Linked DNA regions of Homo sapiens: region 2 is linked to region 1. Evidence: chromatin contacts called from ENCODE Hi-C data. All regions are on one chromosome and are shown on one strand. Each heading gives the region's core, a stretch centred on a gene start or an enhancer-like site at or near the end of the contact. The rest is flanking DNA. Distances are from core to core; before and after follow the strand shown. Region 1 overlaps MCUB (mitochondrial calcium uniporter dominant negative subunit beta). Region 2 has its middle 89 kb from the start of ELOVL6.

Evidence for each region. A loop is a pair of places that touch in the nucleus more often than their neighbours do. Pooled maps may share reads with other maps.
Region 2: a map with no recorded cell type shows a loop between it and region 1 (14-fold over the local background). The contact joins two enhancer-like sites. A Hi-C loop is called at or near these places in 3 of 37 single-sample maps with no recorded cell type and 3 of 50 pooled maps.

The regions. Positions count from the first base shown.
Region 1 is chr4:109,645,833-109,652,416 of GRCh38, forward strand. All of the region lies in intron 1 of MCUB (mitochondrial calcium uniporter dominant negative subunit beta), which reads left to right. Among named protein-coding and RNA genes, the nearest start is that of CASP6, 54 kb to the right of the region's middle. Within about 2 kb of position 2,964, at least 4 of the 41 ENCODE cell types and tissues checked have a DNase peak (open chromatin) inside an H3K27ac peak, as active enhancers do.
Region 2 is chr4:110,283,920-110,290,503 of GRCh38, forward strand. It overlaps the pseudogene ZBED1P1. Among named protein-coding and RNA genes, the nearest start is that of ELOVL6, 89 kb to the left of the region's middle. RefSeq lists an enhancer at 3,351-3,440. Within about 2 kb of position 3,377, at least 3 of the 41 ENCODE cell types and tissues checked have a DNase peak (open chromatin) inside an H3K27ac peak, as active enhancers do.

The sequences.
Region 1 (6,584 bases), core at 1,714-4,213:
GTCCCCCTGCTCAGATGCTCTCCATCTTGTGTCCCTCAGGCTTTCTCAAACAAACAGATGTTTTCCCTTTACTCCCTTAGTTGTCACTCTCTCACTACCTCTCACGCTATGCAAGTACATACATCAGCATACAAATATACTCTGATGTCTCTCAGCTTAAGAAAGTCGCAAACCCTCCAGTAACCACATAGCCTTCCAGCTACTGCCCCATTCATGTGCTCCCCTTAGCCAAACTTTTCAGTTCATCTAGAGTGGCTGTCTTCTCATCATCACTTCCCACTCACTCTTCAGCATACTACCATCTGGTTTCTGTCTCCAGCCCCTCAGCTTTCTAGCTCAGACCTTTCCTGAGGTCCAAAGGAGAATATCCAAATACTTGACTAACATCTACCCTTACATAATCACAGACATGGGAAACTAAATTGATCTAGAACAAAACTCTTGATTTTCCCATGAAACAGCTTCCTCTGGCCCCCTCTTCCCCGTGCAGTAACTGACTCACCATCTCCGCACTTGCTGAAGTCACACCCAGGAGTTGTTCTTGAGTCCACTAAGCTATCAATTCTACCTGCATACTTTTATTTGCTTCTCTCCATTTTTATTGTTAGTGCTCTGGGCCGGGTCACCACCATCTATTGTACCAGATTCTAAACTGGTTTCCACCCTTGCCCTCCTCTAGGCTGCCCTTTTTAAAGCAGGAAAAGTGATTTTAAAATGTAAATAGAATCACTCCATTCATCTACTTAAAACCTTTCAATAAATCCTTATTACACTTTAACAAAATAAAAGCTTGTGGACAATGAGATGCTACATAACTTAGACAGCGCTCCTCATACCAGTCTCATCTCACTCCCCGCTCCTCTCACTTACCTTACTGTGGTCCTACTGGTCCTCCCTCAATTCCTAGAACATGACAAGTTTCTTAGACCTCAGGGACATAGCACATGGTGTTCTGTCTGGAATGTTCTTCTCTCCCTCTCTGTGTAGCTAAGTGTTTTACATGTGGTATCTTATTTAATCTTCTTACCAACTATGAAGCAAACACTACTGTTTCTCATATTTTTTCATTAAAATGTATTTATGTATCTATCAAAAAAATAACTCAGCATTGATAGAAGTAACTATAGAACAAGAGCTGGCAAATAACAGCATGTGGGGCGAAGCGAGTACCCCTCCCCACTGTTTTTTAATAGACCATTTTTTACAGCAGTTTTAATTTCATAGCAAAACCACGCAGAAAGCTCTAAGAGTTTCCATATACTGTCTGTCTACCTCCACTTCCTCAGCCTCTGGTGTTATCAATATTTTGCACCAAAGTGGTACATTTATTACAACCTATAAACCTTCATTGGTACACCATTATCCCCCAAAGTCCATAGTTTACATTAGGGTTCACTCTTGGTGTTGTATATTCTATGGAGTTGGACAAATATGTAGTGATGTGTCTACATTATAGTGTCATACAAGAGAGTTTCACTGCCCTAAAAATCCTCTGTGCTCTGTTCATCCCTGTCTTTCCCATAACCCCTGGCAGCCACTGATCCTTTTACTGTCTCCACAGTTCTGCCTTCTGCAAAATGTCATGTAGTCGGAATCACACAGTCTGATTCTTTTCAGATTGGCTTCTTTCACTTAGTAATATGCATTTAAGGTTCCTCCATGTCTTTTCATGGCTTGATAGCTCATTTCGTTTTAGTGCTGAATAATATTCCATTATTTAGACGTACCATTGTTTATTTATTCATTCATCTACTAAGAAGAACATATTGGCTGCTTCCAAGTTTCGGCAATTATAAACAAAGCCATTATAAACATCCATGTGCAGTTTATTTACCATATTTTAATTGCTAGAATACTGAAATGCAGGGACCACATGGAGATTAAGTAATCTAAGGTCACACCCATAATAACCGACCACAGTCTAGTATTAATAGTTAGGAGCCCCCACCCTTTTAAATGTGCCGCTGAACCACCACCTTATGGTAAAAGGGATGTAGAACTGCACCTGGCCCACATAATTGTGTGTCCGCACCTGTTGGGACAGTGTAAGGAAGAGGTGCTGGGCAGATGGAAATAGTAGCTGTTAAAACCAGCTTCACACTGTTGAAAACCATGTAAAACAAGGCTTCCAGGCATAAGTGATCTGAACTAGAGGAAAAAGTACTAGGTATTTCCATTACAAACAGATCTTAAGAAACTGCATTCACATAATGATGTTGAAAAAGTTTATTAATTATAAATAATGTATTTTTAAGGCAATATACCCAAATATTTCAATATTTTTTCTAACAGACGACAGTAGGACAGGAAGATTGTCTAACATCTTTTCTCTGGGTTGTAGTCCTTCGTTATCTGCTTTCAAAACCAATGTCCTGTCGAAATGGAAGGAAAGAGAGAGAGAAGGAGGAAAATGCATTTATACAGGAATATAATTTCAGTGGTCCTGTTGAGATCAGTTCCAAAGGGATGACTGACTTAAATGCCTGGTTCTCAGAAGGGATGTAAATACAGTCTAGCTGAGAGGGAGCTGGTGAGAAATTACAGTAGGTGGAAGTTATTGTTGGCTGCTAGCCAAATATTGTATGTATGTATTCTGTTTCTGTACTGTATTAGCCAAATGCCAAACGTATTCTGTTTCTGTTCTGTTTCAGTCATTTTGTGGATTAACTACTCGTCTTGGGCTGTCCAGACCAGAAGAAGAAAAAATTTATTTTCACAGTGATGATTCATGTAGTACCTGAGACTGAAATATTAAGATAACTTTCTAGTCTGTGCTACAAAATGCAGTTTTTGTTAGGGAGATACATAGATCTAGAGGCAAGTAAGAGTTCATCAAAAGAGAGCTCCTATATAGCAGTTTGATTTTTTTTTTTTTTTTTGGTACAGAGAAGCAAAAAAAAAAAAAAAAATCATTAAAGCTTGACGCTCAGTGTGAGATTCTACAAAAGATCATGATGCACCACAGGATGTAGAACTAATGAACCCAAAGACAAGCTTCAAAGCAAAACAACTATGTAACTGAGGAGTACAAAGCAGCCTAACCCCAAAAGCACCATTTTTCTTGCCTCACACAAGAATTTCTTGTTTCTGTGGAGTACAAAAGTACGCTATATTAAGTGACACGGAAAACAACATTTAAAATGATGGAGTTTTTATTTATTTTATGCATATATTTTACCAATTTGCTTGTTCAGAATTTCTCATGCATTCTTATTCCTTGTTCGTGTTACATTTTGTTCACTACAGCTGAGTAGTGCCTTCAATGAAAGCCTATGAGTAGTTAAACCCTCAGTCTGTGTTGTTATAAATCCAACAACTTCTGTCCTTTTAACTGTTGAGTTTAATCTGTTTACATTTATTGTGATATCAGACAAATGTGGATATCTATCTACCACCTTATTCTGTGCATTCTGTTCATCCTGATTTTCCTTTGCTCATTTTCTTTCTCCTTTCTTATCTTCTCATAATTTGGCTAAATGTTTTTTTATACTCCTTTATCTCTATTGGTTTGGAAGTACACACTTTTTTTCTCTCTTCATTTAGTTTTACATCCTGTGGTGTGTAAGTTTTCTTACATCCTGTTTTCTTATGTGTTTGATTTCCTTTTTCCTGCAAAATGCTTTCAGTAAACATGTTTTAGTCGCTCAGTCTCAGTTTTGTTCAAAATGGTAGGTTATCTGACTATAGAATTCAAGGTTGATTGTTATTTCCCCTCAGAACTTTGAAGATACTCCTTTGCCTCTGCCGTCTATTAATTCACCTTATGTAAATTTAATTGCTTTCCTTTGTAGGCAATCTCTTTTTTTTTCAGGCATTATAAGAATTTTTTGTTTCTGGGGTTCTGTAGTTTCATCACATTGTGTCAGGGACAGAGTTAATTTCATTTTTCCTGCCTGGGACTCATTTATTATGATTTTTTAAAATAGAAATATGGTTTCACCCTGTTGCCCAGGCTAGTCTTGAACCCCTGGGCTCAAATAATCTTCCTGCCTCAGCCTCCCAAAGTGTTCGGATTACACGCATGAGCCACTGCGTCCAGCTAGGACTCATTATACTTCTTAAATCTAAGGACTCATCCTGAGAATCCTTAGATTTGAGAAGTGGGGCCTGATTTGGGGAATCTGAACCCAGGTGTGGTATGGAGGAGCAGCCCGGCTAACTGGATTAAATGAAAAGCAACAGATTTGGTTCATACCATTTGTTTATTCAAAACTATCATATCCCCCTATCAAGGGGGGAATGGTAGGCTCCTCAAGATGGGTTTGAGGTGAGGTGTAAACTAAAAGGAAGACCTGAGTTTTGGTGAGTCATTCTTGAAATTCAGCTCTGCATGCATGATGGGTTTGTGTAAGATTTTCAGAATTTTAATAATAACCCTCTAAAAAGGGTTGTTACAGGGTATGGTAGTTTCTCTTTTAAGCTTTACTAACATGTCTGAGGATTGTCAATATTCTTGGGGTTTCTAAATAAAAACTTGTACAGGAGTGTCTTTGCTTTAAAAAATTTTTTATTTTCAATTTCCCAAGTAACCATAGTTTCCTACTGGCATGCAAAAAAGGTTTAATATTTGACCCCTTGTTATTAATCACTTATCTTTGTATATGGTAATTTTGGTGTTGTAAACCTATTGTTTTTGAATTATTAATTTTTTTTACCCTGGCCTACCAGTCTCTCAGAATTGTGTGATTTTGAAACAGTCTCAAACATAACATAAAGAAAGTTGTAACCACAGTGGGAAGACTATTTTGTTTCTGAACTATTTGAGAATACATTGCAAACTTGATGCCAGTTCCCCTGAAACATAAGAACATTCTCCAACTTAATGACAAACAACCATCAAAATAGGAAAATTAATGTTAGTACATAACCACCATCTAATTTTTAGACCTCATTAAAATCTTGCCAATTTTTCCAATAATGTTCTTTATTGGCAGAAGTTCAGAATCACAGTTTAATTTAGTTGTCATGTCTCCTCCACTCTGGATCAGTACAACATTCTTTGACATTCATGATTTGACTCTTTTAAAGATTACAATTATTTTGTAGAATGCCTCTGTTTGGGTTTGTCTGGTATTTCCTTGTGATTTGCTTCAGATTATATAGCATCTTTGTCGGGAATATCTCAAAAGTGTCCCATGTATTCTCATTGCATGATTTCAACTCACCCCATTACTGATAATATTAATTTTGATCAATTAAGATGGTATCTGTCAGGCTTCTTCCCTTTGAAGTTATTATTTTTCCTTTGGGATTAATGCTTTTGTGTGAAGGCATTTTAAAACTGTGTAAATATCTCATTCCTTATTAAACTTTAAATTTATTCAGTTAATTATGTCAGAATACACTCATGGTTTCCTATCTCCTTCAGTGGATTATAATTTGTTACTATCATTATTTAATGCTAAAAATTGTTCCAGATTTTACCACAGGGACACCCTTTGACCTGCCTTCTGGGTTCTTTTGATAAGTCTTCCATCATCCATTGAGCACTTCCTTGCTTTCTAGTACAGCAAGATGCTCTAGGTTCATTTTGTCCTTATCCATGCCCAGCCCTAGAATAGCCATTTCTCCAAGGAGGCTTGCTTCCTCTTAGGTAAGCATAGTATCTGGTGCCAAGAGCTAGATGCTAGATGTTATTAGAAGTGCCACTGCTCATAGGCTCTCTCAGAAAGAGAATATACATATACATATATATGTCAGTATGAAAACATAAATATGTAAAATTTAAAATTTCTATACTTACATACACACGTACATTAAACATTTGCATCTTTTAAAAATTTTATATTTAATTTCATTTAATTATATTTCTTTACATTATTACACATTAAAAACCATGAATTCACACCAGTACTTCAGTCTAACACTACAGGGTTTATTCTACTCCCTTTCCATAATTGTAGTTCCATTCTTGCACAGGATAAATCTGACTTCCATTATTCTTGATATATTTTTTTCTTCTGCATGTGACAGTCTTTCATCTCCACTACCACTCCTTCCCCTGCAGAGATGGCTTTCTTACCCCAACTGGGCTCCAACATTTTTTTCTGAGCCTATTTCCCATGTGGAGGCCGTCTTCATCCCATTTGGGCTATGACACCCACACTAATTGCGCCTCCACTGTTTAGAAACCTTCCTCGCCACCCTTCTGTAGGCCAAAAGTTAAAGTTCAAGGTGTTGGCTCAGTTGGTTTCTTCTGAAGCCTTCTTGGCTTGTACATGGCTGTTTTGTAAATGGCTGTCTTCTCCCTGTGTCCTCACACCGTCTTTCTTCTGGGTGTACATGTCTGTCCAAATCACCACTTCTTGTAAAGACACCAGTTATGTCGGATTAGGGCCTATACTAATGACCTCATTTTAACTTAACCTCTTTAAAGTACAGTCACATTCTGAGGTACTAGGGGTTAAGACTTCAATATATGAATTTGCAGGGGGTGGGGCACAGTTCAGCTCATAATAGTGTTCTATTCAGCTTCCACTTGAGTTTAGTTCTCTTCTTCCTGAAGAAGTTCTTTAGCAAAAATCTGTGGAAATAAGCCATAATCTTGATTATACCTGAAAAACTCATTTCTTTCAGCCTTGCTG
Region 2 (6,584 bases), core at 2,127-4,626, 640 kb after region 1:
TCCCTTTGTGGTCACCAAAATGTTACTGGGGGGTCCTTGCTCCTAGAGCTCCCAAGATGGTGGCAGGCCGCTTCCAAGGTGGCGGCAAGCCTCGTGTTCTCTGACCTGGGGTTCTTGGCCTTACCGATTCCAAGGAATAGAATCTGGGGCCACGTGGTGAGTGTTATAGCTCTATTAGAAGCCGTGGGTCATGGAAGAGAACCGTGGAACCCAGTGACTAGTGTTCAGCTCGATTAGGACGAACCCAGGCACTTAGCCATGCAGCAACAATGGCAAGCCTCTAGCCTGATCAGGAGTGGCAATGGGCACCTCGCTGGCTCAGGAGCACAGCAGACACCCTGCCGGATTCGGAGGGATGGAAGTCAGCGGTGGGTCTGCAAAGGTGGCAAACAGCAGTGGTGGACGGCGAGCAAAAGCTCAGCTTGAGCCATAACAAACACGGACCAGAAGTGAGTGCAGTTGCAAGATTTAATAGAGTGGAAACAGAGCTCCCATACAAAGGGAGGGGACCCAAAGAGGGTAGCCCAAATTTTTTAAAATTAAAAAAATTTAATTTAAAATTTAAAACATTAAAATTAATTAATTTTAATAATTACAATTTCATGTAATTAAAAATTTAGCCAGGTGCAGTGACTCATGCCTGTAATCCTGGGACTTAGGAAGGCTGAGGTGAGAGGATCACTTGAGCCCAGGAGTTTGAGACCAGCCTGGGCAACATAGTGAGACTGCTATCTCTACAAAAAAAAAAAATTAACCAGATGTGGTGGTAGGCACCTATAGTCCCAGCTACTCGAGAGGCAGAGGTGTGGGGATTGCTTGAACCCTGGAGGTAGAGGTTGCAGTGAGCCAAGACTGTGCCATTGCACTCCAGCCTAGGCAACAAGAGTGAAACTCCTTCTCAACAAAACCCCCCAAACAACAACAACAATAACAACAAAAACACATGGAGCTACATCAAACTGAAAAGCTTCTACACAGCAAAGAAAATAACCAAATGAAAAGATAATCTACAGACTGAGAGAAAATATTTGCAAACCATTAATCTGGCTAATATCCGAAATATATAAGAAATTCATACAACTCAATAGCAACAAAACAAAACAAAAACCCAAAAAAGCTGATTAAAAGATGGGCAAAGGACCTAAAATACATTTTTCCAAGGAAAACATACGAATGGACAACTTATGAAAAGGTGCTCAACGTCACTAATCATCAGGAAAATGCAAATCAAAACCACAATGAGACATCACCTCACACCTGTTTAGGATAGCTATTATCAAAAAGGTGAGAGGCAACAAGTGTTGATGAAGGTGTGGAGAAAAGGAAACCTTTGTCCACTGTTGATAGGAATGTAAATTGGTATAGCCATTAGGCAAAAAACTATGGAGAGTTCTGAAAAAATTAAAAATAGAGGCAAGGCATGGTGGCTTATTCCTCTAATCTCAGCACTTTGGAAGGCTGAGGCATGAGGATCACTTGAGCCCAGGAGTTTGAGGCTGTAGTGAGCTATGATTGTGCCACTGCACTCCAACCTGGGTGAAAGAGAGAGACCTCATCCCTAAAAAAACAGACAAAAAGGAAATAAAATCAGTATCTCGAAGTGATATCTGCACCTGCTTGTTCATTTCAGTATAATTCACAATAGATATGGAAACAATCTAAGTGTTAATTGGCAGTTAAATGGATAAAGAAAATCACACACACACACACACATACACTGTGAAATATTAGTCAGGCTTAAAAAGGAGTAAATCCTGCCATTTTTGACAACATGAATGAACTTGGAGGACATTATGTTAAGTGAAACAAGCCAGACTCAGACTCAAATATTGTATGATCTCATTTATATGCAGAATCTAAAAAAGTCCAACTCATTGAAGAAGAGAGTAGAGCAGTGACTACCAGCTGTTGTGGGGTGGGGGAAATGGGAGATGTTGGTCAAAGGTTACAAACTTTCATTTATAACATGAGTAAATTTTGGGGATCTATTGTACAGCATGATAGCTACAGTTAATAATACTGTATTGTTTACTTAAAATTTGCCAGAGAGTATGCCTTAAGTGTTCTTATCACACACACACACACACACACAGAGTACATATATATGGTGATGGATGTGTTAATTAATTTGATTTTGGTAATTATTACACAAAGTATATGTACATCAAATCAACAAGTTGAACACGTTAAATAGATATAATTTTTCTTTGTCAATTATACCTCAATAAAGCTGAAAAAAAAGAAATATAACATGAGTCACAAACGTGAGCCACATTGTAATTCTAAATGTTCTAATAGTCACATGAAAGAAGTAAAAAAAGTAAAATTAATTTTAATAATATATTCTATTTACTAGTATATTAAAATCATTACCATTTAAATATGTATTCAGTATAAAATTATTAATGAGATAGTTTACTTTTTTAAAAATATTAAGCCTTGGAATAAGTATGTATTTTACACTCATAATACATCTCAGTTTGGACAGGCCTCACACTTCAAATGCTCAGTGTGTACCGTATAGGACAGTGTATCTTTAGATCACTGTTGTCAATATAAAAACAAAATATGTGAAAATCTTTATTATAACAATTGAATTCATGATTTTCCTCAAATGAAGGCAAAGAAATAAAATTTTATGAAATAAGTATACTATAAAATGATTTATATGGTGTATGTGTCCTTATTTTATTATTCAACTACACATCAATAGAATACTCAGATATACACACGTGTGAATATATTAGTTGTCTTTGATGTTTTTCAGGCACATAAAAAGCATAACTTTACATGTTTTTTTACTTAGTCACTATAAAGTTATATTTATCAAGGTAGGCACCTAAAACATTTTATTTATTTATTTATTTTTAAAGTAACCAGTTTATTTTGTTTTATTGGAGGGTGTTGATTGGGCATTTTGTTTTGTTTTGTTTTGTTTTGCTTTGTTTTAGAGTCGGAGTTTTGCTCTGTCATCCTGGCTGGAGTGCAGTGGAACGAACATAGCTTACTGTAGCCTCGAACTTCTGGGCCCAAGGGATCCTCCTGCCTTAGCTTCTGGAGTAGGGGGCACTAGAGGCGCATGCCACCCCACCTGGCTAACATTTTATTTAAGAGTTTACTAGGCCAGGCACAGTGGCTCATGCCTGTAATCCCAGCATTTGTGAGGCTGAGATGGGAGGATTCTTTGAGGCCAGGAGTTCGAGACCAGCCTGGTCAACATAGTGAGACCCCATCTCTAAGAAAAAAAGGTTTGCTAACTTGATTTCCAACACTTAAATATTTGGGCATATAGTAGGCATTCATCTATAACCTTGCCACAGGCCCTGCAAAAGTTGGACTTGGGCCTGGCTTGGAACTCTGCTTTCAAATGTTGGCATGACTCATTCCCTCACTCCTTTGAGAATGAGCTCAAATTTCGTTTTGTCAGTGAGAACCGAAACTGTATACACCCACATAGCTTACTGTGTATATTTACAGGCCTTTGTTATTCTAGGTTTCATCAACATAGCTTTACTATTCTAGGAAACTCTTGCTGAAGAAGATAAAAGTTGTGAATAACATTATCATTCATTTCAGCAATGTCCCAAAAGGCCATCAACTCTTCATGAAAAGCATCAATTTGTTCCTCCAGTCATGGGAGCCATATCAAAACTACAGTTGAAACCCCAAGACTGCTTGAACCCAAGACTCTTTGAAAACCTTGCCTTTACATCTTCACTTTGCTGTGACCACGAATCTTAAACTATTAAGTCATAATCCTTACAGAGTGTTAATTAAGCACTGATATCGGATAAGATCTGTCTTAAACTGACTTAGAGTCCCAGTAAATATCCTGACTTTGTTCTCCCTCTTCTGAGATGCTCTAAGATTCTGTGGAGGGAGTACTCCCTTCCCAAGATCAATATAAGCTCAGCTTTGTCTTTTCGACAGGTTGTCATAGTGATAATTTGGGGAGCCAGCATTCAGGATCAGTAAGTCTTTCTCTGAACATTCTTTTTTTTTTATTTTTTTTTTGAGAAGGAAGTCTTGCTCTGTCACCCAGGCTGGAGTGCAGTGGCGTGATTTCGGCTCACTGCGACCTCCCAGGTTCAAGGGTTCAAGCGATTCTCCTGCCTCAATATCCTGAGTAGCTGGGATTACAGGTGCCTGCTTACCACGCCTGGCTAATTTTTGCATTTTGAGTAGAGACGGGGTTTCACCATGTTGGCCAGGCTGGTCTTGAACTCCTGACCTCAGGTTTTCTACCCGCCTTGGCCTCTCAAAGTGCTGGGATTATAGGCATGAGCCACCATGCCAGGCCTGGTCTTGAACTCCTGACCTCAAGTGATCCACCTGCCTCGGCCTCCCAAAGTGCTGTGATTACAGGCGTGAGCCACCGCGCCCAGCCTAGTCAAATTGTTTTATATAAGAGAATGTTAATCAAATTTTCTGATCAGGTGATTTTTCAAAAGCTAAAGCATTATATCAGAGCTTATATCAGTAAGAGTAGCCGGGGATGTAGAGGATATTCTAAGCATAAATCTTTCTGATGATCTGGCTTTATCCCAGAGATGTGAAATTAATAACACATCAGGGTATAAAGAGAATATTCTTTCCACATGAATATCATTTCTCATAAAGGAGTTTTTACAGAAAATTAGCAACTTCTCTGGAATTAAAGGAACATCGCTCTGTTACCCAGGCTGGAGTACAGTGGCGAGATCATAGCTCACTGCAGGCTTGACCTCTCAGGCTTAAGCAATCCTCCTGCTTCAGCCTCCTGAGTAGCTGGGACTACAGATGTGCACCACCGCACCCAACTAATCTTTAAATTTTTAATTTTTTGTAGAGACGGGGTCCAACTATGTTGCCCAGGCTGGTCTCAAACTCCTGGGCTCAAGCAGTTGTCCACAGGCTGCAGTTTTAGTTCATACAGAATTGTCCTCAAAGAATGTCATAGTCTGGGCTACATTTTGGACTTATTTCCCTTTCTTCTTTATGGGGGATGTTCAATCTGTGATTTTCTGAGTTCCTCAGATGAAAGGCTTCTGCAAGTCTGTGAAGGTTTTTTAAAGTCTTGAATTTAAGATGAAGAATTGTTGAAATTAGTCTGGGACATCTGCTTTGATGAAGAGTCTTGACAGCCAATCAAAAGATAGCAGGTTTTCAGCTTCTCTTTTTAGAACCAAGACTATCTTGAACTTACTCTCTTTGAGCAGGATTTTTCTCTTCATCATTTAACACGGAAAGAAAAAAGGGATGGAACAGGGTGAATTGAAGCTCACAAGGACATGCTTGAAGAATTATGGGTGTACAAGCAAACTTCAGGGTAGGAGAAAAAAGAATCATGGGCGAATGCTTCCTTTAACATTTTACTAAGTGGGGTTTGGAAGGCAAGAGAGAGGTGAGGAAAAGACCTGAATCAATAGAATGGATGTAGAGTATGTGTTACTCAGGGTCCAATAAGGAAAGGAGAAACCATAACAATTATTTTAACAAGGAAGTTTAACATAGGGAATTGAGCCAGGTGCAGTGGCTACGCCTGTAATCCTAGCACTTTGGGACGATGAGGCGGGCAGATCACTTGAGGTCAGGAGTTTGAAACTAGCCTGGCCAGCATGGTGAACTCCATCTCTACTAAAAATACAAAAAAAAAAAAATGCCTGGAGTGGTGGTGGGTGCCTGTAATCCCAGCTACTTGGGAGGCTGAGGCAGGAGAATCGCTTGAATCTGGGAGGTGGAGGTTGCAGTGAGCCAAGATCCTGCCACTGCACTCCAGCCTGAGTGACAGAGTGAAACTCCATCTCAGAAAAAAAAGGCTGGGGGGTGGAACTGGTTAAAAGGGTATTGGAGGGAATTCAGATAACACAGAGAGTAACTGCAGGAAGCAGCTTGCATTCCATAGTAGTGGTAGAACCAAGAGAAAAGACTGGGGTTCTCAAAAGCTTATGCGCTTGAAGGAGAGGCACTGTTAGAGCTGCTTGGCTTGTGCTGTTATCTCTTGGCTTGTGATAGGTATCATTATGAGGCTAGTTCTAATAGGTGGAAAAAAGCTAGAATCTGGAATCATTTGCTTCTGCAACCAGCTGTGCTTCTGGGGTGAGGATGCATTTCTGTGGTGACCAGAGAATAATAGAAAGCAAATAGAAAATTGTGAATTCCTTCTCCCTCCTCCTGCTTTCTTGTCTCCCTCTAGTTTCTTCTACCAGAAGAACTTAACAGGAAAACAGATGGTAAAGGAGAAAAGTGTTTGCAGAATCCTAGTCCCAGCATCACAGAGCTAGAAGAGAAGGTTTGAAGCTGAGAGACAATAGCTTAGTAACTAACACAGAGATGCCAGATGTGGATACAAAGAGAAGAAAAATCTGAAGACTGAATTATGAGAGAAAAACTAAGAACTAGAGAGGAGATACATTTAAAGATGTATTTAAGAAAACTACATTAACTGACAGTGCATTTTGGAGTAGGGTTGCAATAAAGTGCTGTGATTTTATTTCACTCTGAGTATGGAGTAGTAGTTCAGCCCACCCAACAGGGTCAATCCAGTCACAGTTGCCTTACTTGTAGATAAAATGAAGTAAGATAAGCCTTAGCTAAAATAAAGC